Linked DNA regions of Homo sapiens: all the other regions are linked to region 4. A link is an interaction called in ENCODE POLR2A ChIA-PET data of the cell type or tissue named here. Cell type or tissue: CD4-positive, alpha-beta T cell. All regions are shown on one strand. Each heading gives the region's core, and the rest is flanking DNA. Links, peaks and the distances in the headings are about the cores only. Region 1 overlaps LOC105373530 (a long non-coding RNA gene). Region 2 overlaps LOC105373530 (a long non-coding RNA gene). Region 3 overlaps UXS1 (UDP-glucuronate decarboxylase 1). Region 4 overlaps UXS1 (UDP-glucuronate decarboxylase 1). Region 5 overlaps NCK2 (NCK adaptor protein 2).

Region 1 (6,201 bases), core at 1,345-5,344, 160 kb before region 4:
ATAGCGAAACTCCGTCTCTACTAAAAATACAAAAATTAGCCAGGTGTGGTGGCATGCACCTGTAATCCCAGCTACTCGGGAGGCTAAGGCATGAGAATCTCTTGAACCTGGGAGGTGGAGGTTGCAGTGAGCCAAGATCGCGCCACTGCACTCCAGTCTGGGCAACAGAGGGAAACTCTGTCTCAAAAACAAAAAGAAAAGAAAAACTGTGAAAGGGGATCTTAGGTCTCTTTCCAGAGCAGTGCTGATTCAATAGAAAATAATGCAAGCCAAGATGTAATTCTAAATTTCCTACTAATAAAAGTAAAAAGAGGCCAGGCACGGTGGCTCATGCCTGTAATTCCAGCACTTTGGGAGGTCGAGGTGGGCAGATCATGAGGTCAGGAGTTCAAGACCAGCCTGGCAAACATGGTGAAAACCCATCTCTACTAAAAATACAAAAATTAGCCAGGTGTGGTGGTGTGCACCTGTAGTCCCAGCTACACAGGAGCCTGAAGCATGAGAATCACTTGAACCCGGGAGGTGGAGATTGCAGTGAGCTGAGATGGCCCACTGCATTCCAGCCTGGGTGACAGAGCAAGACTCGGTCTTGGGGGGAAGAAAAAGTAAAAAGAAATATTTGAAATTAATTTAATAATATATTTCATTTAATTTGATACACTACAAATTTTTATTTCAACATATATTCAATATAAAAATTATTATTGAGGGTTTTTTTTTTAGTAAGTCTTTGAAATTCAATATGTATTTGATACAAGGAATATATCTCAGGGCTCTGAATCCACAAAGTGACCTTGAGGCAGAACTGTAGGTGTGTAGGGAGGCTTCCAAGATCCCGTGCTAGGACCTCACCTCAGGTAATTACAGGGATCCTCATCTCTGGGGAGGGAGACTTGCTGGGTAAAGAAGGAGCCACAGGCCAAGAGACCCACCTATCTGCTAAATTGCAGGGAGGGGAGAAAAAAGAACCTGGTTACTTCCTCAGGTGATAAAGCTGGCCCCACGCCCCACTTCATTGTTTAGACTTCTTCCCAAAGGAAAAAACCCCCTCTGTCCCATGAGTATGTGGCAAAAAAAGTGGACCTTGGTTTTTCTCCTTCTGAAAGAGGAAAAAGGAAAAGGCCACATGGCCAACCTGGCCAGCATCTGGTTCTGCCCACCTCCTTCCCATTGCCCATTGGGCTTGAGTTGGGCTCCGGGTGGTGGCAGATGTCCCCCCCAGTGGTGGCTGCTGTCCTCATGGACCTAGGCAACCTACTGATGTCACCAAAGGAAGTATGTGTTTTTTCTTTTGAGACGGAGTCTCGCTCTGTCGCCCAGGCTGGAGTGCAGTGGTGCCATCTCAGCTCACTGCAAGCTCCACCTCCCAGGTTTATGCCATTCTCCTGCCTCAGCCTCCTGAGTAGCTGGGATTACAGGTGCCCACCACCACGCCCGGCTAATTTTTTTCTATTTTTAGTAGAGACAGGGTTTCACCGTGTTAGCCAGGATGGTCTCAATCTCCTGACCTTGTGATCCGACCGCCTCAGCCTCCCAAAGTGCTGGGATTAGAGGCGTGAGCCACCACGCCTGGCCAGGAAGTGTGTGCTTTAAAAAGCTTCTGTTCTCTGAAGTTCCATGGGAATGACACTGAAAAGCAAAGCCAAGTTCACCAACCCTTAAAAAAAATAACAAAGCTGCAAGAACAAGATTATGTGTTTTGGAGGCCTGATCCTGCTCACACGCAGGGCAGTCAGTACAAGACAGCTCCAGAAGACCCATTTCACTGGGGCCAGGGTCACGTGGGTGCAAAAGCTGCAGAAGAACAAGGAAGGATTGGCCACACACAATGACCTGCTCAAAGGGAAATAAGGAAGACTTGAGGCATTAGCCTTGGCAGGACTCAGCGTGAGTGGATCCAGTGCACTGAATTCTGTGCTTCCAGTGGTGCCCTATTCTCTCTTTGGAGACAGAGGTCAGCACAATGAGCAGAAAGGACAGACAGATTTACTTGGTGGCAACAAAACAACCATTCTTCTTCCCTGGACTTGGAGACATTCTGAGAAGATTAGGAAATATTCCTGAGAAGGAATGCCAATGGGAGTGATTGGACTTCATTTGTTCCTTACTCTAGAAGACTGCACTAATTGAAAGACCGCCTTGTGCCAAGTGATGTGCTTGGTACTCAGGATACAATAGCTGGAGCACCCAGACTCCAGAACCTCCCTTGTAAAGCTTACTCTCTGCAATGGAGGTGGCCGGCAATCATGTCTGCCCCTCCAGTCTGGGAATTCTAAAGGGAGAAGCTCTTGATCCTCCAGCAACACAGCTTTGGGCAAGACAGTTAACACTCTAAGAAGCTGGTAGAACAACTCAAGGCTTTCTTATTCCAACAGGTCAAAGAGGCAGAAGCACAAAGAGATGACAGTTTCAAGTTGTGGAAAAGTGCTGGTAACTCCAGGTTGGGTGCAGACCCTGAGACCAGTAAGGGGCCAGAAAAGAGAAAAGGGGCAGCGTCTTTGCCTCTGGGTGGCCACAGCTTTCGTGTCTTCAATAAGCGATATGACCAGTTGGATGTGCTCCTAGATCCCTTTCGGTTTTACAACTCTAGATGAACTCACGAATGATAGATCCATAATCAGGAGTTAAGGGGAAAGTAGGGACCCCTGGATAAATTTCAGAAATTTTCAGCTCATCCAACAAAGTCATTAATGTCCCCGCACAGAAATCATCATCAGGCTACTGGGTCTCACCTCCTGGGGCCCCCACTTCTGGAGCTGGTCTTTTCCATTAAGAAAACCAAAGGTGTCAGGGTCAGAAGGTGGTATTGCAAGATCTAAGAACTCCACTAGGTGCTGTTTGTGAAGCAGCATCATTGTCTGGGGTAAATACCAGGGGTTTGTTGTCTCACGCCAAGAAGATTAAGGATACGAACACATGTGGGTGGGTTAAGGAGCAGAACATTTAATAGGCAGAAGAAAGGAGAGAGAGAGAGCAGCTCTCTCTTGTGAGAAAGAGGTATCTGAAAGGGAAAAGCCAGCCCACAGTGGACTGCAGGCTTGAGGAGGCGGTGTCTGATTTACATAAGGCCCCCAGATTGGTTTGACCAGGTGTGACGTTTACCTGGGGAGGGAAGGCTGGTTGCCCCACCCTAATCTTATTATGTAAGTGGAACTGCCACTTGGACAGTGCCATCTTGTCTGCTCCTTACTATACACATGGCTGGAAAAGAGAAGAGAAGGTAGAGCCACCATTTTGATCATGCCTAGGCACAGGTAGCCTTTTTCTATTGGCCCAACTGCCAGCATTCACCCATGCAAGCTTCTAGCTTGCTTGTCTATGTCTGCAGCTCGATTTTACAGGCTGCTATTTGTTAGAAAATAAAATGATTTGGGGGCTGCTTTTCACTAAAAGGAAAACCTTACTGAGGACTTCTGTACCCTCACTATCTGCTTAAGTACTTTCTTATTAACTCCTATATCACTTGGGCACTCTGGAAGTTTCACAGCTGAACTAAATGAATCTAGGGCTGTCGCCTTGCCTGTTGCCTGCCACACAGAGCACGGAAACATTGGCACTAAGGAAAGGCTCCCAAGGGCATGTCTGCTAGGGATCCTTAGCAGAGAAATTGCAGCTGAGCTCTGGACCTCCTGACGCCCAGGCCTGTGACTTGCCAAGCTGGGTAAAATTGCTGCTTGCAGTGAGATCAAAGGAGAATCTGCAACCTTATGACTGAAAAGTCAACCTCAGGGTTAACCCGTTGAAGGCGTGCTTTCAGCAAGGGGACGATTTTCTCGGCCAACTTTAGATAAATGAAATCAGCCTAGAGGGAAACAAATCTTTCTGCCAAACTCCATTTGAAATAACAAAGAAGTCTTTTAAGACTATGAGAAAAGACAGAATACCTTTAAAACATTTTAAATATAATACAGCTGGATAAGAAATGTTAAAAGCTAGAAAGGCTGCTCAAAAACAATAGGACAATTAGAAAGTTGTTTAAGTAATTAGCATGCCAACCATGATGTTTTAAAATGCCCCTGGATCTCTTAGTTATCTGAATAAACTTAGAACCTAGCCTGAGTCCGATTTTCTTCCTGAGATCAATACACAGCATCTTTCTAACCTAAAAGCAAATCACTTTACAAGTGCTCAGGAAATGACTGCTAAATGGGTTAAGTGTAACTCTTAGTTACACATCTGTTCCTCTGAGCTTAGAGTTCCTTGTACTTGAAAAAACAAAAAATTCTCCCTCCCTGACCAACCTATCATATAGCTAAGCTCTTAATATAATTTGCATTCGTCAAGCCTGTCAAAATAACTTCTAAAGCTTCCCCTGTCTGCCCTGAGGACTCCATCTGTAGTGCGACTGCCAGTTTCTGGTCTCCTGAAGTGGGTTTCATACCTTTTCCCACCTCACTACATGCCCAGTGAGATCCCAGAGAGTCAAGGTAGAGAAACCCAACCCTGTTATCCTTGCCACCTCAAATCTTTAGTTGACTGGGGAAAGGAGTGTGTGTCTACTTGCAAAGTAAATCCCTGTGACCCCAGGCAGACGACAGGATTTTATTTTTCTTGCTGATTAGAAAGCTGGATATTCAGAGTTGAGGGGCTCTATTACAGGATACCTTTCTTGGGAAGTTCAGCTACCAAAGAATGGAAAGGGAGGTTTCATTCTGAATATTCACTTCCAGATGTAATCATGCACATGCTCCTTGTAAGTGTTCTGTTCGGACGCTCCACTCAGCACACACACTCACACATATGTCACAAACACACTCCTACCCACCACACATACACACACAAACTCCTACCCACTACACACACACATCCACACACACACACCCCTACCCAACACACATCCACATAAACACAGCCCTACCCAACACATAAACATCCACACACTCACACCCCTACCCAACACACAAACATCCATAAACACACACCCCTACCCAACACACATCCACATAAGCACAGCCCTACCCAACACAAACATCCACACACATATACCGCTACCCAACACACATCCACATAAACACAGCCCTACCCAACACACAAACACCCATACACACACATCCCTACCCAACACATAGCCACATAAACACAGCCCTACCCAACACACAAACATCCACACACTCACACCCCTACCTAACACACATACATCCATACATACTCCTACCCAACACACAAACACCCATACACACATGTCCCTACCCAACACACACCCACATAAACACAGCCCTACCCACCACACACACATCCATACACACACACCCCTACCCAACACACGGCCACATAAACACAGCCCTACCCAACACACAAACATCCACACACACACCGCCACCCAAAACACATACATCCGTACACACACACCCCTACCCAACACACATCCACATAAGCACAGCCTTACCTACCACACACACATCCACACACTCACACACCTACCCAACACACACTCACATCTACACAGAGCCCTACCTAACACACACACATCCACATATACACCTACCCAACATGCATACATCTACACAGAGCCCTACTCAACACACACATCCATACACTCACACCCCTACCCAGCATGCACACATTCATACGCTCACACACCTGCCCAACACACACACATATCCACATAAATCCAGCTCTACCCAACAAACATCCATACACACACCCCTACCCAACACACACACACACTCACACACAAACACTCCTACTCACCACACACACATACACCCACACCCCTACCCAACACACACACACCCACACCCCTACCCAACACAAACACACATCCATACACACACCCCTACCCAACACAAACACACATCCATACACACACCCCTACCCAACACACACACACCGCTACCCAGCACACATACACTCACACCCCTACCAACACACATACATCCATACACTCAGACACCTACTGCACACACCCCTACCCAACACACATACACATATACACACACCTCTACTCAACACATACACACTAACTCATAAACACATTTTTACACACTTGCACAGACACGCACACCTCTACTCACATAGCCTTTCTCACGCATACACACACACACACTCACACACACACCTACCTTTCTGCTCACAGCCCCACCTTGTTGTCCCATTAACCTAGCCATTTTTCTTATTGAGTCACACTTATGAATGGGATCTGCCCAGACTTCTTCAAGGCCGGGTGACCCAACTAACTGGTAGCTTAGCTGAGAAGTCACT
Region 2 (6,201 bases), core at 1,023-5,022, 170 kb before region 4:
TCACCCGGCAGAAACTAAAGTCCATGCGGACTCCAGGAGATGGAAACAAAAGGAACAGCTGCCGCTGCTGCTGGAGATGCTGCCCAAGGCTCTCCTCAGCCTCCCACTAGACCCTCCCAGTGGCCAGGAGCCGCTGCCTGGGGCGTGGGAAACAGCCTGCAGAGCCTGCCACAGGACGGGAGCCCACAAAGGGCAAAGTGGAGAAGGGAAGCAAAGAGGCCAAGAACCAGCATGGATATTAAGACATCAGGGCTGTAAGGGAGCAATTGCAAAGACTGGGAAGGGCCACTGGTGGAGTGGAAGGGAGGCCAGCTGAAGGCAGATGAAGGAAACCTTTCAGGGATGCAGGGCGAGCCACAGTGAGGCTGAGCAGTGACCACTGAATTCAGCAACACGCAGGTTGGTGGTGAGCGGAGGGGAAACCTGATTGGAATCTGCTAAGGAGACTGCGGGAGGAGAGAAACTGGAGCCAGAAGTACAGGAGCTTCTACTGAGGTTGTGCTGCAAAGTGCAAGAGCTGTAAGAATCAGCAAGGTTGGGAGAAGTTTGCCTGTGTTTAAATTAGGAGAAATCATCCATGTGGAGGCCAGTGAGAATGGTCCAAGAGTCCTCCTCAAATCACTCAATACCTATGCATTGTGGTTAACCCTCAAACAACATGCAGGTTAAGAGCACTCACCCCTTGCACAGTTGAAAATCCCAGTAAAACTTTTCACTCCCCCAAAACATAACTACTAACAGCCTAGTGTTTACTGGAAGCCTTACTGTTGGGAGAGACACAAGGTCAGACATAATCAGGTCCATGCCCATTTGTGTCTTTCCCCAAGGTCAGGCCTTTATTGATGCTATTTCAGTCATAAAAGCCACAGGCTGCATGGAGTTCCCAAGGAGGCAATTCTCCGTACCACTTCGTTCCCTCAGGAGTCAGGGCTACAGGCTCACAGGCTCAAGCCACTCCACAGGTCAGTTGATATCGCAAACCATACCTAGTAGGATACTTAATCAATATATACACGTTATAGATTAAACATTCCACATCAAACAGAGCAACATTTAACATCAAGAGAAAAGGGGATAGGAAAGCGGTTAATTAATCAGTCCAAGGACAGTGACATGGACAAGGAGAGGGTCCTGGGCAGATCTAGGTGCACAGCAGCGTCTTGTAAGGGAGAGCCCTCGATTTGGACAGAGCCCTCAGTGACAGATGCCAGATGCTGATCACGAGTGATAGCAGGATGGTATTTCATAAAACAGCGGTGTCCAGCTGGTGGACTCCTGCTGTTTTGTAGCCCTTGAGTCCTCTGGCGAGGACTGATTGATAATAAAGAGTGTGTCTGGCTATGCTCTGGCCATAGAGACAGTCAGGTGCTGTCTCTATTGATTAGGGGAACATCTGGTCCTGTTGTCATGATGCCTTTTGAAATGTAAGATGGAGTCTTTTTCTAAGATGGACTTACTTATGTCACAGGTGCTCTGTACACTTTACCAATAACATAAACAGTGCATTACCCATATTTTGTATGTTATATGTATTATGTACTATATTCTTACAATAAAGTAAGCTGGAGAATAGAAAATGTTATTAAGAAAATTATAAGAAAGTGAAAATATAGTTACTATTCCTTAAATAGAAGTGCATCATCACGAAGGTCTTCATCCTCATCATCTTCATGTTGAGTACACTGAGGGAAAGAGGAAGGAGGGATAGGTCTTGCTGTCTCAGGGGTGGCAGAGGTAAAAGAAAATCCATATATAAGTGGACCCATGCTATTCAAACTCGTGTAGTTCAAGGGTCAATGGTATTGTGGACTCCCTGTTTCATGTGAGAGGAGGCCAACTCAAACTAAAGCAAAATAAGAGAAATGGGAACATAACAAGGACATGGAGATACCTCATGGAGCCCTGAAACTAGAATGCGGCAAGGATGCAGGAGAAGCTGAAACCAGAGATGGAAATGGCCTTGGGACACCCTCTCCAATTCATGGCTTTATTTCCATCTTCTCATCCACTGATTCTTTACTCTCATGATAGATGGTTCTATCTTCACTGGCAGAACTTGTGAGCTCTTTGCAAGGTGGCCCAAGAGGCATCACGCCCCGCTCTCCAGCCACTCTTGGAGGCCCTTACAGGACCAGGCATCCTGAGAGCTGGACGCCTGAGAGATCTACGCCTGAGAGCTCCTGAGATTCTTTTTAAAAAATTGTACATATTTTATTTTATTTTTTTTAGAAACAGCATCTCACTCTGTTGCCCAGACTGGAGTGCAGTGGTGTGATCACAGCTCACTGTAGCCTTGAACTCCTGGACTCAAGCAATCCACCTGCCTCATCCTCTCAAGTACCTGGGACCACAGGCACATGCCACCATGCCCAACAAATTTTTTATTTGTAGAGATGGGTTCTTGCTGTGTTGCCCAGGCTGGTCTCAAACTCCAGGCCTAAAGTGGTCCCCCTACCTCAGCCTCCCAAAGTGCTGAGATTACAGGTGTGAGCCACCACACCCACACTGAGATTATTTTTACCACTTCCGCCACTAGGAGAAGAGCTGTTCTCAACCATCTTGATTTCCAGCCCACAGATTCGAGAGAAAATCTGATGGGCTGAGCTTAGGGAGTTACTTATTCGTAGCACAAACAACTGCGGCCATAAGAAGTGGTGTTTCAGTTTACAGAGCAGTAACTGTGTCAAAGGGTGGTAAAGAGAAAAGGCATTTCGCAGAAAATTAGGAACTGTGCAGAGTAAATATTCAATACAAAATAGTAATAGGATTGGAATTTGTCAGCAGGTAGCTGGTTCCCAGTGGGTTTCCAGCCAATAGAAATGGGCTCCCAGAGCCCTGGGTGATTGAGCAAACTACAGAAATTTAAAAATCAATATATGCAAGGGCCAAGTTGCTGCTTGGGAAACTGACAAATCTGAGGGCCAGATCATTCAGTGTCACTTCCAACACACTTCTGGTTTTTCCCAGACTGCAGAGGCTGAGCAGGTGAAAAATCTCATTCCTTAGAGTCATCAGAAACTAAAGTTCTAGACATCATCTAGGGCCCTCTTCCTGGTGCAAATGGGAGAGATTTAATTTGCAAGCAGTCAGGTGGCCAGAAAGGCAGGGCTGAGATGTCTGCTCACTTGTGTGGGGAGAGCAGAGGTGGGTGGTTCTGAAGCCAGCGGATGTGGGGGCTGTTTGCTGATTCTGCAGGCAGCTTCCTGGTTGGAAATGTGGCCAGGTTCTGCTAGATAGCTTTGAGAGTAGCTCTAGGGGCTCCCCCTAAGGTCTATTTATTCAGCTTTTCCAAGGATTTCATAAGCCATTTAGTAGCCTGTGATACATCCCTTTCTGCTTAAACTAGGTCAAGTATATTCTGTGAAAATGAACTGGATGAATTCAGGTGCAATGTAGGGAACATCTCTTAGAAAACTAAGGCAGGAGCCTTGGTGTCTGAACTGTGGCAGAGCCAGTGAGGCCTAACCATAGGGGTGATGGAACACTGACAGCAGTGTGTCTCCTTGCCTCAAGTCTGGCTGGATCCTAGGATCTAGGGCAAGGGCTGGCCTGAATACAGCAGCCCAATGGCCCCAACAATTGGACAATGAGGGAAGCGATGAGTAGGAAGTCATCAGGGCCTCCTATATGCTATGTGTGAACAGCAGATCTATATTATCAGGCCTGGCAGGAATCCAACCCCTCCACTTTGCAAAGAGGAAAGTAGATGATACATGACATATTTAGAATTATGGGGGCTCCCACATCTTAAACATTGCAAATAGCTCCTGGTATGTGTAGGGTGCTTCATAAATTGTGCATAAAATGGTGAGGCAAAGGAACCCAGGAAGGGTTTATTGACTTGAATATATTTTATTCATAACTGTAGACTCCCCATCACTCACTCTCCTTCAAGCACATATCCATTGAGCCATCATTGAACATGAGGATTACAGCGAGGCATCCCAGAAGCAGCAGTTACTATGATTGTAACCTGGGGAGAGCAGCAGCCGAGGAATCTTACAAAAGGGTTGTGGCCATTTTCCCATGAGTGAAACAAACATAAAAGCAGTCTCCCAAGGACCACATTTATCACTGATCGATGGAGTGCTTTGCCAATTTAGGCAGTAGGAGGTTGTTTAATTATAACAGAGCAGTGTTGCGGATTACATCAAACATTTGTTTTACATCTGAGAACCCTGGAAATGAAAATTAATAGATTGATGCAGGATCACCCTTGCTTGCCGGGGACCAATGATTCTGAGTAGGTCGGTGATTAGTCATTTTCCTTTGAGTTCATTTCTATGATGAAAAGTAAAAAAAAAAAAAAAAAAGGGATTTCAAGAAGGAAACTTTTGTATGGAAATCTGGCAAGTTTTCATAAGAACTCAATTGTTCTTTTGTTTTCTGACCTGTGATATGAGGTCGTGAGCCTGAACTGGGTCTCAGCTGCCATTCATAAGACACCAGCCCTGCTCAGGCAGGCAGACGTGAAGTCCTGCGGTGGCTGTGCCCTTGGGACTGGACGCCAAGAAGTTCCACAGTGTCCAATGGAGAGTGGGAAGGCAGGTCCTCTGAAGGGCAAGGGTATTGTCAGCGTCAGGAGAAGGAGGGAATTCCAAAGGAAAAGGGTGGATTCTGTAGGCAGCTGGCAGACATCGTCCACAACTAGTCGGGGCGGACTTTAGTTGTCATGAAGATTCAAACAAATGAAAAGGCATAATTAATTCAACCAAATGAGGCCAGAGCTTTTTATTTTTAAATTCTAAGCCCACTGATTTCCTTTACATGTGCAGACCCAGTAGAAGCAGACATTGCCACACAGTGAGGCTGCTCTGTGTAATAAATGATGGTTAAGTGAGGATGGAACCAAAAGGCTGAGCATAGAGGAAGAATATGCCCGAGATGTCAAGACCTACCTCCTATAGGTGAAATCTCTTTGTGTTTTTGTTTTTGTTTCGAAACAGGGTCTCCCTCTTTTGCCCAGGCTGGAGTGCAGTGGTGCCATCATGGCTCACTGCAGCCTCAATCTCCTGGACTCAAGTGATCTTCCTACCTCGGCTTCCCAAGTAGCTGGGACTATAGGCACATGTCACCATGCCCAGCTAGTTTTTAAAATTTTATGTAGAGAGAGGGTCTTGCTATATTGCCCAGTCTGGTCTCCAACTCCTGGGCTCAAGCGATCCTCCTGCCTTGGCCTCCCAAAATGCTGGGGTTACTGGTGTGAGCCACTGCTCCCGACCTGTTTTGTTTTCAAAAGGTGGGCCAGGTGTGGGAAGCTGGTGATAGAAGCTGGTTGCAGAAGCAGTAAGCCTCAGTGTGACCTGAATCGAGGATGTGGGAGGCATCTCAAAGGTGCAGAGATGAGCAGGATGTGGGGCTATAATGAAACATAACAGCAGCCAATGTTAGCAAGATGGAGTGGAGCAAATGAGTTTTCTGGCCCTCTTCCAGCCATGCCTCAGCCCCAGCTTCCTGGCAGCTTCCTGCAGCCTGGCCAAAGGCAGCCTTTCTTCCAGAACCCCCACCTTCTTGGAGGTTTGAAGCTTGGATATAAAACAATATAAATGATTATTGAATAAGGTCCTTCATCCAACACTTCACAAATCTTAGAGCTGTCTGTTGGAAATTGATTATATTTGTTCCCCAGAGTTAAATGAATTAGGCATTGATATAAGGCTCTCTCTCTTACTCTCAGTACATACATTATATATATATATATATATGTGTGTGTGTGTGTGTGTGTGTGTGTGTGTGTGTGTGTGTGTGTGTGTATTTTGAGATCTTCTATGATCATATAAATCAGAGGGCAATTAAGTTCTTCTGCAGTCTGGAGGGCAGAATATCAAAACTAGGCAGAGAAAAATAGTCTCACCTGGTTGAGTATCAGCAAATTCCTCTTTTATGGTTAAATCAAGGGCCATTTTGCCAAATGCCAGTGACCAAAATGCCAGAAACTAGAAGCTACTGAGACTTCTCTGGAGCTTCAGTAGTGTCTGCCTTGTAACTTGGACCATTTCTTCTAGAGAGGGAGAGGACCTGGGAGGTGGTGTGGGGACAAGGGAGGGAGAGGACCTTGAGGGACAAGGTCAGGGCAGAGGAGGGAGAGGACCTTTAGTAGAAGTGCAAAAATAAGAGTCGCTTTCAATGTATCTTCGCTGCAGGTGCTCAAAAAAGGCAGAAGGAGCTTGTCCTCAACAACTTTAGAAGTCATACAAAGTG
Region 3 (6,201 bases), core at 1,020-5,019, 64 kb after region 4:
AACAGATTAGTGGTTGCCTAGAGATTGGGGTGTGGAAGGCCTAAGGGGAAAATGGAGAGTGACTGCTAATGGGTATAGGCTTTCCTTGGGGGGGGCCTACAATTGGATGTGGTAATGGTTGCACAACTCTGTGAATACATTAAAAACTACTGAATTATACATTTTAAGGGTGAACTGTATGGTATGTGAATTATATCCCAATAAAGCTGTTACTTTAAAAAAAATGCAACATGAAATCTTTTTGGACATAATTTGTTACCTAATAGTTAAAAGGGTTTCTTTCATTGGTGAGTTTATACTGATGTTTAACAAGAGCACTATTAGCCAAGGATACCCCTGGGTATTCTTCAAAGTGGTCTGTGAGCTAGAAAAGGTTAAAAACCACTGCTCTCAAATTTCATACTTCCTCAAAAAGTTAAACACAGGGTTTCCATACAATCCAGTAATTCCACTCCAAAGTATACCTAAAAGAATGAAAATCCTGTGTCCACACGAAAACTTACACACATGCATTCATAGCAGCATTATTCACGATAGCCTCAAGGTGGAAACAACTCCAAATACCCATCAATTGAGAAACAGGGAAACAGTATGTGGTACACCCATACAATGGAGCATTGTTTAGCCATGAAAAGGAATGAAGTGTACTGATTGATGCTACAGCTGAGTCTTGAAGACAGATCAAATATCACATTATTTCTTTCAGACGAAATGTTCAAAAAAGGCAGATTCATAGAGATAGAGAGTAGTTTTAGTGGTTTCCCAGAGCTGGCGGGAGGGGACTGGGAAATGGAAGTGACTACTAATGAGTACAGGACTCTTTTTTGGGGTGATGAAGAAACTGTGGAATCAGAATGCGGTGCTAACTCTGTGGACATACTATAAGCCACTGAATCGTATCTTTGAGAAGCGTGAATTCTATGATATGTGAATTATCTCTCAACGAAAAAAGAAAGTTTCTTAATATTACAAATACTATTCAGGTGTGCAAACTTACCAAAATTCTTTTCCGATCCTTTTCTGATAAAAACTTTACTGGTGGGTATTTCTGGGTAAAGCTGTATAATATAAAGAGATTCAAAAGGAAAAAGTCAAACATCTCATTTGAATATTTTCTCTGTCTACCATCAAAGCATGTGCCAGGTTTTGGGACTGTTATTGTTTGCTCTTCTCTCCACTCTTGAATGAGTGCTGGAGAAACCAAGGAGTCACTAGTTAACTTGAGGTCAAGAGCTATATAACCTGCTCCTTGTTTAGAATCAAGCTAAAGACGTGACTTGAGATTCTATCTCTGAGAAGCAAAAGCGCAAGGAGCTACCGGCTTCCAGCAGCTGCTAAAGCAGGGCAGGCACTACCTCTATTAGTCCAGATAAAACCACACCATGAGGGAGATGGCCGTGAAACTGCCTTTGCAGAATTGTAATAATGAGAGAAATCTAATATGACTGGCTCCATCTAACCTCACAGGCTCAATTTTTGTTTTTATTGTTTTTGCTTATTTTAGTGCAGAGGCCAATATAACTAGGAGAGGAATTTATAGTTAAACGATGAGGCAAGGAAAACTGACCCCCCTCCTTGTTTCGAGATTGAAGCCACATTCCTAAGCCGAGGTTAGAGTTATGGTAGGGTCTGAACTTTGCTAAAGAATAAGCATAAACAATGACCTGCCAACTGCTTAGCTTAGCTGGCTTTTCTATATGTTGCTTCCTGCCCCAGGGTCACTCAAACAGAGGTCGCAAGATTTGTAACTTCTCCAACAACTTCTACAGATAACATCACTATTGTGAATCCTAAGGAAACGGTATTTGAGGTATCTTTCAGATTTAGCATTTTGGCAGACAGACTAAGAGATGTCACCCGGTCCTCAGACTTGGCTTCCATGAATTGATTCAGCTGCCTGAAGACAGTTTAGACACCCCCATGATTTCACACCCAGCCAATCGTTTCAGCTCCCCAGGCCCCCACCCACCAAACTACCCTTAAAAACTCAAGCCGCCGAGTTCTCAGGGAGGCAGATTTGAGAAACCTCGCCCATTCTCACACGTGGCTGGCCCTGTGATTAAACTCTCTCTTCGCTGTAACACCTGTTGTTCTCAGTGCCTTGGTTTTCTCAGGGCAGTCGGCAAGAAGAGCCCACCGGGCTATAATCATGGCATTCTCTGGGTACTGTATCAGGGTCCAGGTGGAAGAAAGCAGCTTCGTGAAGTCACAGGCCCAACGCATGAGGACCGCTCCACAAGAGCGAGAAGAGATATTAATGAAACTTTGTCTCCTGCTCCAGGAATTTTCACAATCACGGCATCCTCTTCCTGACCAGCGTCCCTGGTAAAACGACTGAGCATCAGCATCTTCTGTCTCTGTGGATCTGCTCTGACCCTAAGTCTCACTTATCTTTTGATACCCTCTTGCTGCCCTAAGGTGCCACTGGTCCCCAGCCCACACTGATGTCCCAGGAGCAGGGCAGTGTGATCTGAATATAAAACGTCCAGTGAGAGGTAATAAACACAGAACTGAAATATTCATTTTAAAAGTTATTCAGTTAGGAACAAAAGTGCTTTAAATAAAATCTGAGACATCAGCTTTATGGTCATTATACTAATTGGAAAGGTGTTGTGCCAGGTGGCACCGTCTCCATCCCTGCCCTGTCCCCAGCACAGACACAGCACTAGGATACAGAATGCACTTCCTTAATGGTCGCTGAACTGAAGGGAATATGAAGGGTCATTAGACAGAAGCCCCTGAAGCAGGGGTTTCTCATCTCCAGAAAGCCCTGAGCGTGCTTAAATTGGAGTGAAAGGGCTTTCTATTACAATGCAGACGAATTCCCCCATTAAGAACTTCCAGGGTCTCAAAAGCTCAAGTTCCCCTTGCAGACTACAAAATCAGATGGGAGAGTCTGAGGGCAAGGGTGGGAACCCTGGGGCTCCCCCTTGTGAGCTCACCGACCGTCTTTAGTACTTGCCGCCCATAGGAAGTGCCTCAGGAAAGTCATCCATGCAGCTGGGGAGCAGGAGCAAGTTCTGCCTTCAGTCAGGAGCGATGCTGTTAGACTGGCGGGAGCGGCACAGATGTCTTGTTTGCCAAGTAACACTTCTTGTCATTCCGCCTCTTCTTCCCTCACCAACTCAGCTAGGGGACGGCACTGTAAATCTCAGAGTTATTTGTGTGCACCTCTCACACCGCTCCAATTGTCCTCATTTCTCTGAGCTCACGATATCCATGTCTTCAGCCTCAGTCCCCAAGTGGCACACCCAGTGCCGTGGCACAGCTGAGACTCTTTCCTTCCCACGACTGCTCATAAGCACCGTGGCTCCTCCGAACTGTCTGTCGTGAAAACGCTGGAGCCGTCTCTGACTCATGACTTCCCCTCACTCACCTTCAGGGCTCCTTCTCTACCGTGTATATGATTTTAGAGTCAAGACCGCTCGGGAATGGGAATATAGCTACATATGGGAAAACGCGGTGCAGGGAGAAAACCAATTCAGTGAGGAGCGGAGGCGCAGGACTGTGGAGTGTGCATCCGGGGCCATGGAAACAAATGTTAATCCAAGCTGTCAGCTTAGAATAGTCCCTATCTGAAAGCTTAAAATGAAATGTGGTGTGCTACTTATACCAAGAGGAAACGGCCAAACCGTTTTATTACAGGAAATGTACTTCAAAGAAATTGAACTGAAGCAAAGGCATGGTTGCCCGACATACGCAGTGACGGGCATAAGATGGACTAAAAAATACTTCAAATGCAGCGTGCTGAAACCTTTAATTTAAAAAACGAAAAATAGGTTGAGTTTCTTGCTTTGTTCTTCTTCAATATGTAGCAGCCAAGTTTTAGATTTCATATGTATACGCTCAAGTAATTAAACTTTTAAAAAACTATCTTATACTCCTCACTTCTTCGAGAAGCCACACATACAAAGCTGAAAAACAGGAAGGGGAGAGTGCCTGTGGGGTCCTCCTCAGTATGCATGTCATCCTGTTTTCCTCCTTGCAGTAATGGGTGACAGAGCACAGTGACTGATAGAGTGCAGTGACCATGTGGGTGCCGTTGGCTGGGCCACATGCTGAGCCAGCTGCCTGGGTGCTCCCAAGCACCTGCTGGACTGACTCAGGGCTGGGCAGGAGCACAAGGCCTTTTTTTTTTTTCCTTTTTTGAGACAAGGTCTTACACTCTGTCACCCCAGATGGAGTGTAGCGGCATAATCACAGCTCACTGCAGCCTTGTATTTCTTGTAGAGATGAGGTTTCATTATGTTGCCCAGGCTGGGCTCGAACTCCTGGGCTCAAGCCATCAGCCTGCCGAGGCTTCCCAAAGTGCTGGTATTACACCGTGCCTGGCCCACAAGGCTTCTTAAAGACCTGTAGCAGGTGAAAATCCTACCCAGTGTACTGGCTCATCCACTTATTCAGGAACTTTCCATTAAGCTCCGTTCTACACTAGGCACTGGGGGTTAAGCAGCAAAATGCAGCAGAGGCATGAGGCCTGCATTCCTAAGCGAGAGAGAAACCAGCAAGCAGAGGCAGAATGAGGTAACAAATCTTTCCTTACAACCCCAAATTAGTCCTTTACTAATCATTAATATTTTATGCCATTCCAGATTAAACTTACTGTTTAGCCAGTAAGCAGTATTCTTACTTAGAATTTAAATTATCATTTGCCATCTATTCAAAGAACATTTAAAGATACAGAGTTAAAATTAAACAAATGGCATATAATCAAAGTATTAAGCAATGGGAGTGTGGTAAAAGAGAAAAAGCCCACATACAATCCATTTACTCAGGATTCTAGAATGACACTGTCTTCTTTCTTTCCCTGTACAAATATAACCTGTAACTTCCAAAAATATCTTTAGTTCTTGGGGGCCACTTTGCTCAAAGTGACAAGCACGTCAAGTAAACCTATTTCCAGTTACATTCTTATCTTGTCAGTGTCAAGATGGTTGTTTGATCATCTTTATCACACACTGAGTCAGGAAAAGTAAGCTAGACGGAGTTCCATCAATTTCCACCGTCACGCTTTTTTAGCCAGGCCTACGCTTGACCTTCTGACACAGTAATGCAGGCACGCGGATCACCTGACTTGCTGACCAACCTGAAGGACGGAACCATTCCAGAATGAGTCACCTGCAAGCAGCCCGAGAGGCAAATGTTTGCCCTTTGCCACTATTTTCAAGGCGGTTTCACAGGTTGACAAGAATAAATTATTAGTAAATTCTTAGGATTGAATTCTTATTTGTGCTTCTCCATCCAGTTTAAAAGCACACACTCAAAGATATCACAAAAGTATCAAAGAGATTGCATAATTCTCACATGTTGAGAGCTCTTGTTTGTAAGCTATTGCCTTAGGGAAGTTATCGAATTGAGACATTTTTCTTTTCATAAATAAATTCTATTGTCTAAAGAAAATAATCACTGGTGGACAAGTTTTTAGACCAATATAGAAAATGTGTGGTGGGTTATTTCTTATTGTTCCAATTTTTCTAAAAAGAAAAAAAAAGCTTCAATTAAGATCTCTCAATTCTGCTGTCTTATCAAAGGCAGATTTTCTGGCTCCCATCCAAGGAAATATTACAAGCTGCATAACTAAAGCACAGAATCATGGCAAAAAAAATTTAAAGCACAAGTAACAACCTTATATTACTAAGGAATCTGTTAAAAATTACTGACAACTTTTGTTCTGATAAGTGCTGAAATTAACAGTTTGCTTGACTGCTCAGTTGAGGATAAGAATCAAGTGAATGACACATTTTGTTTAATGACTCTTCTCCAGTCGTATTTCCCTTCGATCATTTAATGAAAATCAAAGGAAAACTGCTCTTCATTTTTTCATTTTTGTTCTGGACTTGATAAAAGGCTCATTCAATGCTGACACACATCGTCCAAACTCATCCCAATAAGGGGAAAAAATCACATCAACTTTAATAAATGCTGTCATTTTTCTTTCTAAAATTTCTGAAGATTCAACTGCTACTCTAGATAGTTTTCCACATACAGTACGTGCAAGAGGAAAGTCCTGGAGGCTGAGGCTCAGCGGCCTCGGGAGTGCCTGAGAGAGAACCTGAGGGCAATAGTGTCCCAAAGGGTGAGGAGGGGTTCTCTCCGAAATCTGACTCAAATAAACATTTCTATCATATTACATAATTCTTCTGCCCTCTCACTTCACCTGGACTAAATTCTGGAAACCTCCTCATGAACTCTGGTGACAAA
Region 4 (6,201 bases), core at 872-4,871:
AATCTACTTGGAAAATGTGGAGCTTTAACTTACCGCATTGTTCTTCCATTTATTAAGAGGAAAAACAAAATGCTAACACTAAACCTTGAAAGGGTTCTTATTGAAAACAAAAGCTCTCAGAGTTTTCACTCAATAAGCCTAGTTCACAGATCTCTCCAGAGGGGACAATTTGCACCTTTTTTTTCTCCATCTGGTCTGTGTTGCCAAGGAAGGGCACAAAACTGATTCTAACCCTGGCTAAGATCTGAAAACTTTACATGGCAGTGAAAATTATATGCATACACTCAGCCCAAGTAGCATATAAATGCTTTCAATAGCTACATATCAAATTATATAGTGCACAAACCTGAATGTTTTCAGAATTTTCTTTTAAAATAAATTCTCCAATATTTTCCTTAGCACTCCAACAAGTGCCATGCCGAAGCAGAAAGACAACCTTTAAAACTGGAAGTCCATGACTGGTGAGTTTCAATAATTTATTAAAATAGCATATTTAACCATGGTTAACCAAGAATATGTTAACTTTGTGCCCCCCAACCTGCCCCCGCCCCAGATACGCAGCAAAACACAGTAGTGATTTCAAATATCCTTGATCATGACCAACAGGAATATTTCAAAGTCAAGTTTGCAACTCAAAAGTAGACCTTGGAAAAACTCTGAATTAAAAGAGAAACATAAAGCTCTCACACAGAATTCTTTTATCTGCCCTAAAATCAATGCCGGCGCACCACCACCTGACAATACTGCTAGGATTTTTCTTTATGCATAGTATAACGACTCATTTATTAAGTACCCACTTTCATAAATAAAATCGGCATTTTTTGTCCCGCTTAATGTTCCTTTTCAGCTTCACAAAGAAACCAGTAAATAAAACTGTCAACGACAGTCACAACATATGCTCTCACAGCAAGATAAAAAAACTTGAAAATACGCAGAGATGCATCTACGCTATTTTACATAAAAAGAGAGATTCAAAAAGTGCAAGGCAAAATCTGCAGTTTTTTGAGGGGAGCTTTTAGGCACATCCATTTCATTAAAGCAAGCTTCAGAATGAAATTCCAGTTTGTTCTTCATGACACCTGTTAAAGTCTTTCTTTAAACGACAACAAAAAAAAGCCAAAAATACATCCCATCAAGTGTACAATGGTAGTCTTGTGTCCTAAAAGTGAGGAGTTCAGCTGTGGCGAGTCCGTCCTTTCTTTATTCTGGCAGGCTTTGGTTTGGGGATGTACTGATTATTTGCCTGGTACTCGAGTTCTTTACGGAAGTAGTGAATTGCTTTGTTTAAACCTTCCTCCAGCGGGACCTGTTTAAAGGGAAAGCAAGAAAGGGAGACAAGGTCACATTGACAGAAGGGCATCGCAGGAAGGAAGTGCCACCTTGCAGGAAGGAAGTGCCACCTTGCAGCCAGTCAGGCCTCCTTCAGAGGAACACTCACAGAACCATGCTTTGGTTGTGACAGCATCCAGCATCACGGCCCACCGAGAGAAGCCAGAAGTCCTTCAGGGCCGCTTTCAGAATGTACTGTGGAGCTGACAAGTGTCACTCTTACTGACGTAAAGTGAGCTCCACCTCACAAAAGACCCCGACTACCTCTTGCTGGTATAATGTCTACTCCAGTTTGAATCGGCTGGCAAGATTGTTTTTCAGATAATGCCCATGTGCCCCATTCTTTCAGAAGAAATCCACCTTGGAGTGGCGGGAAGATGCTTTGGGAAGGTGATCTGCATCTGATCAACACGCCTGATTCTCCCACGTGACATCAACCCTTTGCACTGCCTAGCGGATCATGGCCCACTTGCACCCCCACCATACTAAGAGGCTGAGTCTGAGAGGGGACCCACGGCAGCCCACACCACAGAAAGCAACCTTCATCTGAAGCTGCTTTGCAGCCAACAGGAAACCAGCCAGATCAACTGCTGATTAACAGCAGAAAGAGAAAAGGTGAAGGGAGGCACTGCTAAGGGGTGCTGGGGCACCACTGGGGGAGAAGGTCTGTCAGCTTGACTGCAGCGATGGTTTCACAGGTGTCAAAATAGATGAAAACTTATCAAATTGTATCTTCTAAATATGGGCAGTGTGCAGTTTGCCAATTATATCTCAACAAGCTGTTAAACACACACACTTGGGACAATTAAGATGGATAATGCCTGTAAGTTTCTTTGGATCATATCCCTCAAAAATTTATTATAAATTAAAACTACTACTAGAAGAGAAACCAGTGGTAGATGGCTCACATTCCAAGAATGTTAGAATATTATAGGTCTAAATTCCAGAAAGATAAAGATACTGAGCATACACACACCTCACATAAAAAGCAATAGTTAATACATAGTGAATGTATATTTAAATCTTCAAAAAATATTTTGTTTAAAAATATAGGCTCTCCTTACAAAGGGACCAATGGCCCCTTACAAAGCTTCAAAAAAACAAGAAACCTAGGCTGCTATAACCTGTTTTGCACAGCTTGGGATTATTCGATTTTGTGAAGTCTGGGTGTAATTGTATTTTTATTTCACTCAACAAATTTCTGCAGTTTTTAGCAGATTACGTAGACTTGTACATGACAGAATGAAATAAGGATCAGGCTGGAACTCTCATGTCCCTTTGAAGTTCAATATTCTAGGATTCTACTCACTCAGCTCTGACTATGCACATTTTAAAAAGGTAAACTGAGCTCTCAACTGCGTCCCTGACTCTCTGACTGCGCCACAACCCAAGGGCCATGCCAAGATGCTCCTACATTTGTTGAGCACCCAGTGTGTGTCAGGTCTGACAGGTGCCGGGCTCCTGCTGGACACAGGGCTACACTACACGCCTCTGCCCGAGGGGAGCCCGAATTTCAGTGGGGCACATGAGGGTGGGCAAAGAGGGAACAGCCAGGCAGAGGTGACAGTAAATGAGGTGGGCTTGCTTCTATAGATGGGGCCAACCCAGCCAACCTCCCTACACAGGTGGTCTCTGAAGGACACAGGCAGCCCTGAGGACGAGCGTTCTCTGGCGGGGAGGAGCCTGCAGTCACCCAAGGCAGGAAGGGCACAGCAGGCGGCAGAGCAGAAGCAGGCGGGGTTCAGGCTCAGCCCCAGGGAGGCAGCAGCCGCCCCACCCTGCCCCCTTCAGTAGACACACTGAAGACAACAGGAAGGCATGCAGTTCCCCTTCCTCCACACCCTTCAGTCTCGCACGCTTCCAACCAGGGGCTCCACTGCGGGGCTGATGGGGACCACTTGCCCCTGACCTGGCCCCGCACACTCAATAGGCAGGCAACTGGGGCTACGCAGGGCTCTGAGCGTGTGCTGCCAGCGCCCTTGGCACAGCGTTCACAGTCAGGGGTGTGTGTGTGTGTGTGTGTGTATGTATGTGGGAGAGGGAGTGTATGTGTGAATGTGAGTGTGGATCAGTGAGTGTGCGCATGTGAGTGAATGTGAGAATGTGTATGATAGTGTGAATGTATATGTATGTGTGAAAATGAGTGTGTGTGAGTATACTTGTATTAAGTGTGTTTGTATGACAGTGTATATATGACAGTGTGAGTGTGTGGGAGACAGTGTGAGTATATGTGTGTACAAGTGTTTGTATGGCAGTGTATGTGTATGAGAGAATGTAAGAATGTGTGTGTGCATGAGAGATTTTACGAAAACAGAGCCCAGAGCAGGGGCTTCCAGCCGCTTCCCAGGTAACATTCTCTGAGACTCCTGATACAGGAGAGGCTGTTTACCACTTGGAGAAAACCCTCTATCTGCCTGGATGCCGAGCCCACCTTGCTCCTCCGGGGGCTGTCTGACAAGGGTCAGTGCCTACAGGACAGCAGACACAGGACACGGGAGGCCCCTCCCCACAAGGCAGCATTAACTCCCTGCACTTACCACGGGCTCCCACCCCAGCATCAGCTTTGCTTTTTTGATGTCTGGTTTTCTTTTCTGTGGGTCATCCTGGGCTTCGGAGAGAAACTGAATTTCACTTCCGCTACCTGAGATGTTTAAAGAAAAAAAAGGTAGGAGAGAATCACAAAGCATGGGTAAGCACAGCCTTACCATCCACATCAAAGGCAAACCCCATATGTGGTGTGAATAGGGTGCAGGCGGTGGAAATGCAGTTCTCTGAGAAGCCCCGGAGCTCCCGAGGGACTGTTCTGCGTGGAAGTCCAGGGAGTGCTCCTGCAACTGCTGTGGCCAAGCTGACTGTGTGCAGGCGCCCAGCAAGAGCTCGGTGGGGGGCAGGTTATTCTGTCTCAACAGGCCTGAGTTACCGCCCACTACAAGAGGGTTGCTCCAAGGCAGACCACCCACACCAGGTAACAAGTGCAGACGTGCCCACCGAGCATGACCCCGGTGTGAGACCACAAACGTGGTGTGGGGCCATCCCTGAGGTGGATGCCCCAAGTGGGCCATACCTGGGTGCTCGGAGCCTAGACAGCCCTGAGACCCAAGATGTGCAGCCACCCAGCTGGAGGGACCTCTCGGAGGACGGCAAAGGCTGGCCTGTTCCACATCCTTGCTGGGCCCAGGCCCCACTGGCCAGCAGTACACAGCCCCACCAGTGACTGTGGGCCAGACCTGCAGAAGAAAGCCTGTGGAGGCTTTCCCTGCCTCCGTGTCATGGAGGCCACATTGCAGACTCTGCAGCGAATCACCACCACAGGTGGTTCAGGATGGTCTGTCACAAAGCTATATACAGAAGCACAGCAGGGAAGCTGCACGCCCCTCCCCCCAGCCTTAGGTTTCAAATAGTGTTTCTCAAGCGTCAGCACGCACGGATCACCTGAAGAGCCTGTCAACAGGCAGATCCTGATCTGGGGGCCTGGGCTAGGGCATGAGAGTCTGAATTTCTAACACACATCTGATGATGCTGCTGCTGCGTTGGCCCACGGGCCTCACTCTGTGCAGTGAGGGTGTGAAGGAGTGGATGGCACAGAGCTGTGATCTGAGCCTGCCCCTTCCTCACGCAGGAGGAACACACAGATTCAGGATGGAAAAGCTGGGAAGTGCATCGGAGCAGCTGTGGGAGCCACAGATGATGCAGGCTATGTCTGAGGAAGACCGCTGCTTCTACTGCCACGAGCAACGGGAGGATTCCAGCCATCCGGGTCGATTAGACCAATGCCGATGAATGGCAGCCTGATGCCAGGAAGGGCACACTGGAGGAATTAACCCAGCCAAGCGGGGTCTGAATGGTCACCTCAGGACACACTGTGGCATACTCCTCCTTGGCCTACCTGCCAGTCTAGTCTGGTTGTGACTTCACTCAAATTTCAGGATCAACCCCAGACAACAGACACCCTCCAAGAGTCTGACTCCTCAGAGCTCCAGGAAGTCTGAAGATGAGGCCAAGGGCTCATCCACTCTATGTCTGCAATCCAGGGCTGGTCTGGAAGACCTGACCTTCTCATGGCCTAAGAGTCCACCTTGATGGGGTGCTCCCAATGCTACACTGCCCCCAGTGGGTGGCAGCCAGGATAACCAGAATTGCAAACAGAATTTCAAACCTGCCTGAAGCACGCAGCTGGTGGTTGCTGTCTCTTGCTGTCTGAAATTCTATGCTTGACATGACCAGTTCGGAAATCCAATAGTTGTCACCCATGTAGGATGATCTAATACAATCGTGCCTCAAACACTGGGAGCAAATCTCCTCCTCCCTCCCACTTCATGCAAACCTGCAACGAAAACTGAGGAGAAACCAATCCTGCCCTCCTTTATCTTTCTATTCCTTAAAAATTAGAAAACACTTAAGTATTCCTGATAAAAAGTTCTGCTTTGATCCAATTCAATTAGCTTGTATTAATTACCCACTTTCTAGTCAAGGTGTTATTAACAGATAGGGCAGGCACAGTCGATTTTACTCAGGAAATGACTTATCCTACTTACCAACAAGGTTTTTAATTAACTGAGCAAATTCTAGGATTGTGTGTTCTTCTGGGTTCCCCTAAGAAAGAAACGGTTTCCAGTTATAAGCGTCATGACAACAGCAGCAATCCACCACCCAGACCACAGGCGTGTCTGCAGAGACGTCTACTGGCCGAGTCTGACCTCCCTGCGCTGCTTCAGCAGAGCTCCGTGTGCCAGAGGGTACTCCGCTTCCAAGATGACAGTTACTCACCTGGCAGTGCTAAACTGCACCATCTATACCTTCAGCCTCTAGGCTGCTGTGTACAAGGCTGGGCTTTGGATAGGTCAAGAGTTTCTGATGAAGGCACACACTCAC
Region 5 (6,201 bases), core at 1,178-5,177, 340 kb before region 4:
TAACATGTTAAGTACAAGCTAAAATCATGTATTTTTAAAGTGAACATTAGCTTCTCTCCCACACGGACACAGACACACACACACACATTGTAATCACTGTTCTAAGCACTTTCCATGTAATAACTCATTGAGTCCTCACCAACAGAACGTGTGGTACTTTCTGTTTGTATCTTCATCGCTAAGGAAAGGGAGGCACTGAGGCTGCCATGTCTTAGGTTCCACAGCTAGACTCTGACCAAGCTAGCCACCATCCCTTCATTAAGATGTATCTGAAAATACATAAAACAGAACTGTAAACTTTTATTATGGTGTAAGATTTGAGAAACATTGATGGAAAATCATTGATAGGGAGTGTAGCTTGCATACAGGTTCATTCTGGGAACGCCTTATCAGCCAAGTGGTTGGGGAAGGCCCTGGACTTTGGAAGGGCCTAATGAATAACTGGTACCTTGGAGGAGGGGAAGCCTTGGATGGTCATCACTGAGGACCATTGGCCTGGCTGCTCCTCTCCCCCAGCCCCCTTGCTATGTTCCGTAGGCTGGTGGTCCTCCACCTGCCCAAGTCTCCAATTCTGCAGGAAACACCAGCATTCCCTGGGGAGAACCGCTGCTGGAGGGAACTGCAGTGGCACTGGATGAGGGGGAGTATTTTCTGTTGTAGTCACAGTGTATTAGCTCAAGTGGTCATGCAGGTGCCATTGTAAATGCCTGTGTGATGTGCCTCTTCATCAGTAGCTGTGTGGTGGGTCCCCACCCTTGTCTCCTCCACACTGGGGGCTGAGAAAACAGGAGTGTGTGTCTTCTCACTCTTCCAAGTGGCCCCCGGACTTTTGTGCTGTTGGAATAGCTTGCACAAGGCCATTTTTGCTGCTTCTGTTTTTCCTTAATGAGTTGCTGTTGTTGAAGTGAAGGTAGGCAGGTAGGTTCTTGCTGAAAACCTTGTAGCAGGACATACCAAATCCTTTTCCTTTGTGCTTTTATGACATCTGGGAAGGTCTTGAAGAATTCCAAGGTGGCTTTGAAATCTGCTTCTGAGGTTGTGAGAGAGGCCAGGTCAAGTCCAAATGTAGATTCTTGGGAGACTGCTGCTACAGGTCCTGATGGGAACTCTGACACTGGCTGCTCTTCCAAGTGAGTTGTCTGTGCCAGCTTCTCGAACCTACCCTTTTGTGTTAGGAGGGCCACTGGGGCCATCAGAGTGTTGAGCAGCCCTCCCTGGAGCAGATGGGACTGAGATAGGACGGTGAGTCTGGCGTCTCTGTTGGGAGAAGCTCCTGCATGTTCCAAGTTTCAGAGGGGCTGCAATTTGGGCAGTTTCTTTCAACTCACAGGTTTAGATTTGCAGTCACACTACCTCTCATGTGGCCACTTCTACACGTAGCAGGTTCCAGGATATGTGGTGGCAAAGAATTGTTTACTTCAACATGCTTAATTTCCCAGCAATGGTGGGGGCAGCCAGGAAGTGAGAAGTGAAAAGTAAGTTAGAAAGTGGTGAGATCACAGGGAGATGCCTAGAAAGACGCCCATGCCCATCTTAGAGGACAAAGTCCATCAATGTCTCCTTCGATTTTCCTTAACGGTTATGTCTCCCATTTAATATCTTAAGAATTTTGGTTGCGTGTTTAAGGATGTCTGCAAGTCAACAAATATTTTAATTATGTCACTTATGAGCCTGGCTACAGGAGAGGAGAGCAGTTGCTGTCTCTTTCATGCTTTCCCTCTCATCAGCTGTCTTCATTTTAAGGACAATCACTTTAAAAGCTTGTATTCCTGTTTGTGTGTGTCTGTGGGAGGTTGGGGGGAGCTGCTGCATTGGTAAGAAAGCAGCTCCCCCAACAACTTTTTTTTTTTTTTTTTAAACTGCTCTGCATGATGGAAGCCAGCTTGGAGACATTGACATAAAAAGCACAAGCTACTTGAATATTTTTAAGAGACCAAGAAATAACAAGGGATTCAGGGAGTTATTTTGAGACAGTTTTTGGGAAATTTAATATAGGTGAAGAGTGAATTTTCATCAAACGATTAAAAAAAAGTGAAACAACCTTGGTTGCAGAATCTAGCAAGATGGTTATAGAAACAGATTTTTTTTTTCCAGCCATTTCCATTCTTTCTTTCCATTCTTCTGGTTCTCCCCTCACTTTTTTGTGTGTGACTCCCCTCACCCCGTCTCTCCCGCCCTGAACACCATTTATCTTAATAGTGTGTGTGTTTCCCATCTGTCTTTGTTACTGCCCTCATATGACTTTTCTTTTATGTGCTTCTGTTATTGTCTTCTTAGGAGCTTCCTAGCTTGGATTTAGAAGGTTCTCTTCCCTTAAATTAAGCCATCTGTCTTGCTTCAGTTCCCTTTTCGTAGTTTCCTTACTAGGTCTATTTTACATGGTTCGGTAGACAAGACCCAGCGGTAACTGTGAAGAAATGGTGGCATTATCATCTTTTTTAAAAAAGGAGGAGGGTGTCAGACATCGTGCTGTTGTGATTTTCATTTTGAAGCTTTGCTGGGTAGAACTAAAGTTCAGTTGATTGATCACCTATAGATTAGGTGTCTAGTGTTGAATTTGTTGCTTCTTAACTTGATTGTGCCGAGCACCTCATCCCTCAGCCATCCCAGTGGGTGCAGCCGATTCCGTCTTCCATAAGAAGTAGGTTCTCCTTTCATGAGTGCCTCCGGTTGGTGAGGGTTCCATGTGTAAGGAAGAAAATATGTTTTCAACACATTGCACGTTCATGCGTGTGGCTTCTCATTCATTTTAGATCGTATTAGTTATTAGACCTAGATTGGGAAGTAGAAACAATTTACTTGTGCAGGTACACGAATACCTTTTTAAATGTTAGTATTTTGAGAGACTTCATTGAGACCCGAACCCATGCCTATAAATTCGTGGTTCTCAGCTGGGGCAGTTTTGCCTAATCAAAGACATCTGTTTTCTTAGCTCAGAAGCCTTACGTTGGTGATTGTCTACAGAAGAAAATTTGTCTTTGTTGTTACTAAGGTTCATAGGATTCTAGGTTCAGCCTGATAATTTTTGAGCTGGTCACATATGTTAGCTTTTGAATGTTTAATTTCCTTCTTTGTATAGTTCTAAAATAAACTCCTCAGGGGAGAGAGACTAAAAATATCACAAATTAGACCTTACGAAGGGAAAAGGAAAGGGGAAATTCTAATCTGGCTGTTAGTCGCTGACTTCCAGTGTCTGCAAAGCTGCCTGTTACCTGGCCTAGCATATGACGTTGCTGTCTGAATGTTCTTTTTTTCTTTAAAACAGGCCCTTACTTGATCAAGTAGGATCAGCCTAGAGATGAAGAGAGCTGTCAGTTAGAAGTTCCCTTGGTCTTCTCACTGTCTGCTTTGTTTAAATTATTTCCTGTTCCATTATTCTTCCTTTTGACTTTGTTGTTTCTTACCCCTCTCTTCCTGTGCTGTTTCTAGGATAAACACGAAATCATCACTTTGCATAATTTTGAGCTTTCCTTGGTGGAGATAGTTAAAAGTACAATCAATCTTTCCCTTTCTTCAGTCATCCTATCTCATATGGACTGAGAAAGACCTGTGAGAAATTAATAGTAATTCTTTGCACAGACTGGAAAGTTCTGAAGTTGCAACTTTGGAACGATGTGTGTTTCTCTTATTACTTGCACACCTTGTATCATTTGATTCTAACTTTGTCAGGTAGAGGGAGGCCAGTGTTGTTAATTATCCCTTTTTTAGATGAGGAAAGTGTGGGTCCCTCACCAGGGCACACTGACTGGCCCACTGGGGTCCTGTGGTGAGTGGCCATGGGGGAATGTCAGGCCCAAGCAGTGTGGTATGTGGGATGGCCCAGCTCCAGAGCAGCAGGTCCTGGACTTCATTCTGGCTTTGTATTGATGTTATTGAAGTCCCCTCGTCCCTCAAAACATTTGCCTTCACGCAGTGACTGCTTGGCTTTCCATTACAATGGGAGCTGGATTCAAACAGTATCATTCTGAACTTTTTATTTTTTGAGACGGAGTTTCGCTCTTGTCACCCAGGCTGGAGTGCAATGGCACGATCTTGGCTCATCACAACCTCCCCCCTCCTGGGTTCAAGTGATTCTCCTGCGTCAGCCTCCCGAGTAGCTGGGATTACAGGCATACACCACCATGCCCGGCTGATTTTGTATTTTTAGTAGAGATGGGGTTTCTTCATGTTGGTCAGGTTGGTCTTGAACTCCTGACCTCGGGTGATCTGCCTGCCTCGGCCTCCCAGAGTGCTGGGATTACAAGTGTGAGCCACCGCGCCTGGCCCCATTCTGAACTTTATTAATGGCTCATGTAAATCTGAACTTCAACAATCTTGATTCTTACGAGGAATAGAGATGAGTCTCCTTTTCCTTTGCTACTAATTTGGCTAAAATTGCATAGCGAAGTTTTAAACTCTCCTGACCTCTGTTTTGTCTTCTGTGAAACTAGGGGTTGCCTGTAATGTACTTTCACAACCTTTTATAGCCCCAACTTTCGCTGTGTTAAAATTGAGATGGGACAGGTCCTTGATTATTAGGGATTTTTTTTTCTTCAAAGTGGCATGGGATGAACTGATCTATGTGTAAATTGATGTTGCTGTTGCTTTTCTCTGAGTGTAGTTAGGAGGGCTGGAAGTATATGGGTGCAGAGATGTAGAAAGGCTACGTTGTTCATCCTGCCACCGACAGGTCAGACTGTTCTCCTGGCTATGTTTTCACTCAGTTGTGTACCTGCAGTTCATACCTACATAGGACCAGCCATGGGCCAGGCACTGTGCTGGGTGCCGTGGGAAAACCACAGCAAACCAGACAAACACCAGCCTTTGGGGAGCCTGTAAACCAGTGTGGAGATCTTACAAGCTCACAGTCCACTGTAATCTTAATTAACAAGTATGGAAAATAACTTTCGCCATCTCTGGGTGGGGGAAGCACATATGGGAAGTCCCCCTCTAACCTCTAACCCAACCCCCAAGGCCAGGCAGAATTCATTTGAAGCATTCTGGAGGATAATATTTTCTTCAAGATCCTCAGAAGCTCTTCAGTGCACAGGCAACTCCCAGATACTGGAATTGTCACCTGAGCTGAGACATTCCACATGCCAGTTGTAAGCCAGGTCTCCACCACAGCTGGGGTGAAGCACCTCTATTCTCTCATGCCAGGGTGGGTGTTATTATTCCAGGGCCTGGATGAAGCTCAGTTAGTTTGCTTAGGATGAACACATGATTTGTGGGTCAATTTTCAGGTAATGTGAACTCTACTTACATGTTGTTTATTGCTTGAGAGCTTTATCTCTTAAAAATGAGTTAAACTACTTGGCGCTTTGAGTGGAATGCAGGTCTCAGGTAGCACACTAATACTTCCTTATTTTTTTTTAATTGATAATGGCATAAAGCCATTATGCCATCACATTTGATATAGAGATGTAAGTAATTGAATCACATTACTTCTCTTGGATTAGTAATGAATATTGCACATCAATCCTGTGCACACATTTTACAGGTTTGTTTTATCCTATTGATGGTTTCATTTGAACTGTGTTTGGAAATTTAGTTTATTTCTTACTCCATTGTAGATGTTTGTTTTTGTTGTTTTTGTTTTTTTTTTTTTTTGAGACAGAGTCTCGCTCTGTCACCCATGCTGGAGTGCAGTCGCTTGATCTCGGCTCACTGCAACCTCTGTCCCCGGGTTCAAGCAGTTCTTCTGCCTCAGCCTCTCGAGTAGCTGGTACTACAGGTGCGTACCACCATGCCCGGCTAATTTTCGTATTTTTAGTAGAGACGGGGTTTCACCATATTGGCCAGGCTGGTCTTGAACTCCTGACCTTGTGATCCACCCGCCTCAGCCTCCCAAAGTGCTGGGATGACAGGTTTGAGCCACTGAGCCCGTCCCGTTTTTGTATTTTTTAAATGCAGTGTTTGAAATTCTTGACTTCTACACAGTAGTCAAGACTGATACTTCTACCCAGTACCCAAATTACTGTACTGCTCTGACAGTAAGTTGTTACAAAACTATTTTCCAAAGGTTGGAACTGATTTCAGGGTTTACATTTAAGCTTTGTTTAACATCTGAAACTGAATTAATGCTAGCATTCAAAACTAGTAAAATCATTATTAGTGATTCGTCCTCTATTTGACACTGAACCAGCAGACATTTCCCTTAGCTTTTGGTGACATGGATTAAAGTAAAATGGTTTTGGTGATTTACTATAGTTAATTAGTGAT

Evidence for each region. ChIA-PET counts read pairs that join two places held together with the same protein. Peaks named below come from ENCODE experiments on the same cell type or tissue, not always from the same donor. Only the 100,000 strongest peaks of a DNase experiment are listed, where the experiment ranks them.
Region 1: POLR2A ChIA-PET joins it to region 4 with 15 read pairs; 6 of 35 experiments call an interaction of 5 or more read pairs at or near these places.
Region 2: POLR2A ChIA-PET joins it to region 4 with 30 read pairs; 6 of 35 experiments call an interaction of 5 or more read pairs at or near these places.
Region 3: POLR2A ChIA-PET joins it to region 4 with 40 read pairs; 6 of 35 experiments call an interaction of 5 or more read pairs at or near these places.
Region 5: POLR2A ChIA-PET joins it to region 4 with 14 read pairs; 9 of 35 experiments call an interaction of 5 or more read pairs at or near these places.

Annotation. Positions count from the first base shown.
Region 1 is chr2:105,931,029-105,937,229 of GRCh38, forward strand. All of the region lies in intron 1 of LOC105373530 (a long non-coding RNA gene), which reads right to left. Among named protein-coding and RNA genes, the nearest start is that of ECRG4, 130 kb to the right of the region's middle. In CD4-positive, alpha-beta T cell, for the core only: no CTCF peak of the experiment used is centred there; DNase peaks (open chromatin) are centred at 3,693 and 4,253; H3K4me3 peaks cover 1,241 bases; H3K27ac peaks cover 3,438 bases.
Region 2 is chr2:105,924,324-105,930,524 of GRCh38, forward strand. It overlaps LOC105373530 (a long non-coding RNA gene), which reads right to left. Exons shown (of 3, transcript XR_923142.3): 2 at 5,855-6,054; 3 at 3,765-4,661. Among named protein-coding and RNA genes, the nearest start is that of ECRG4, 140 kb to the right of the region's middle. In CD4-positive, alpha-beta T cell, for the core only: no CTCF peak of the experiment used is centred there; DNase peaks (open chromatin) are centred at 2,548 and 3,168; H3K27ac peaks cover 2,653 bases.
Region 3 is chr2:106,157,061-106,163,261 of GRCh38, forward strand. It overlaps UXS1 (UDP-glucuronate decarboxylase 1), which reads right to left. Exons shown (of 15, transcript NM_001253875.2): 5 at 998-1,058. Among named protein-coding and RNA genes, the nearest start is that of UXS1, 34 kb to the right of the region's middle. RefSeq lists enhancers at 4,118-4,177, 4,188-4,277. In CD4-positive, alpha-beta T cell, for the core only: no CTCF peak of the experiment used is centred there; DNase peaks (open chromatin) are centred at 2,951, 3,321, 3,651, 4,021 and 1 weaker place; H3K4me3 peaks cover 3,365 bases; H3K27ac peaks cover 4,000 bases.
Region 4 is chr2:106,092,852-106,099,052 of GRCh38, forward strand. UXS1 (UDP-glucuronate decarboxylase 1) reads right to left here. Exons shown (of 15, transcript NM_001253875.2): 13 at 5,865-5,922; 14 at 3,867-3,970; 15 at 460-1,306. The coding sequence ends at 1,175. Among named protein-coding and RNA genes, the nearest start is that of ECRG4, 30 kb to the left of the region's middle. RefSeq lists enhancers at 3,841-4,513, 4,514-5,185. In CD4-positive, alpha-beta T cell, for the core only: a CTCF peak has its summit at 2,964; DNase peaks (open chromatin) are centred at 1,440, 1,880, 3,110, 4,040 and 1 weaker place; H3K4me3 peaks cover 3,230 bases; H3K27ac peaks cover 3,664 bases.
Region 5 is chr2:105,752,840-105,759,040 of GRCh38, forward strand. The region is part of intron 1 of NCK2 (NCK adaptor protein 2); the gene reads left to right. Among named protein-coding and RNA genes, the nearest start is that of NCK2, 11 kb to the left of the region's middle. In CD4-positive, alpha-beta T cell, for the core only: no CTCF peak of the experiment used is centred there; DNase peaks (open chromatin) are centred at 1,412, 3,242 and 4,882; H3K4me3 peaks cover 1,382 bases; H3K27ac peaks cover 3,826 bases.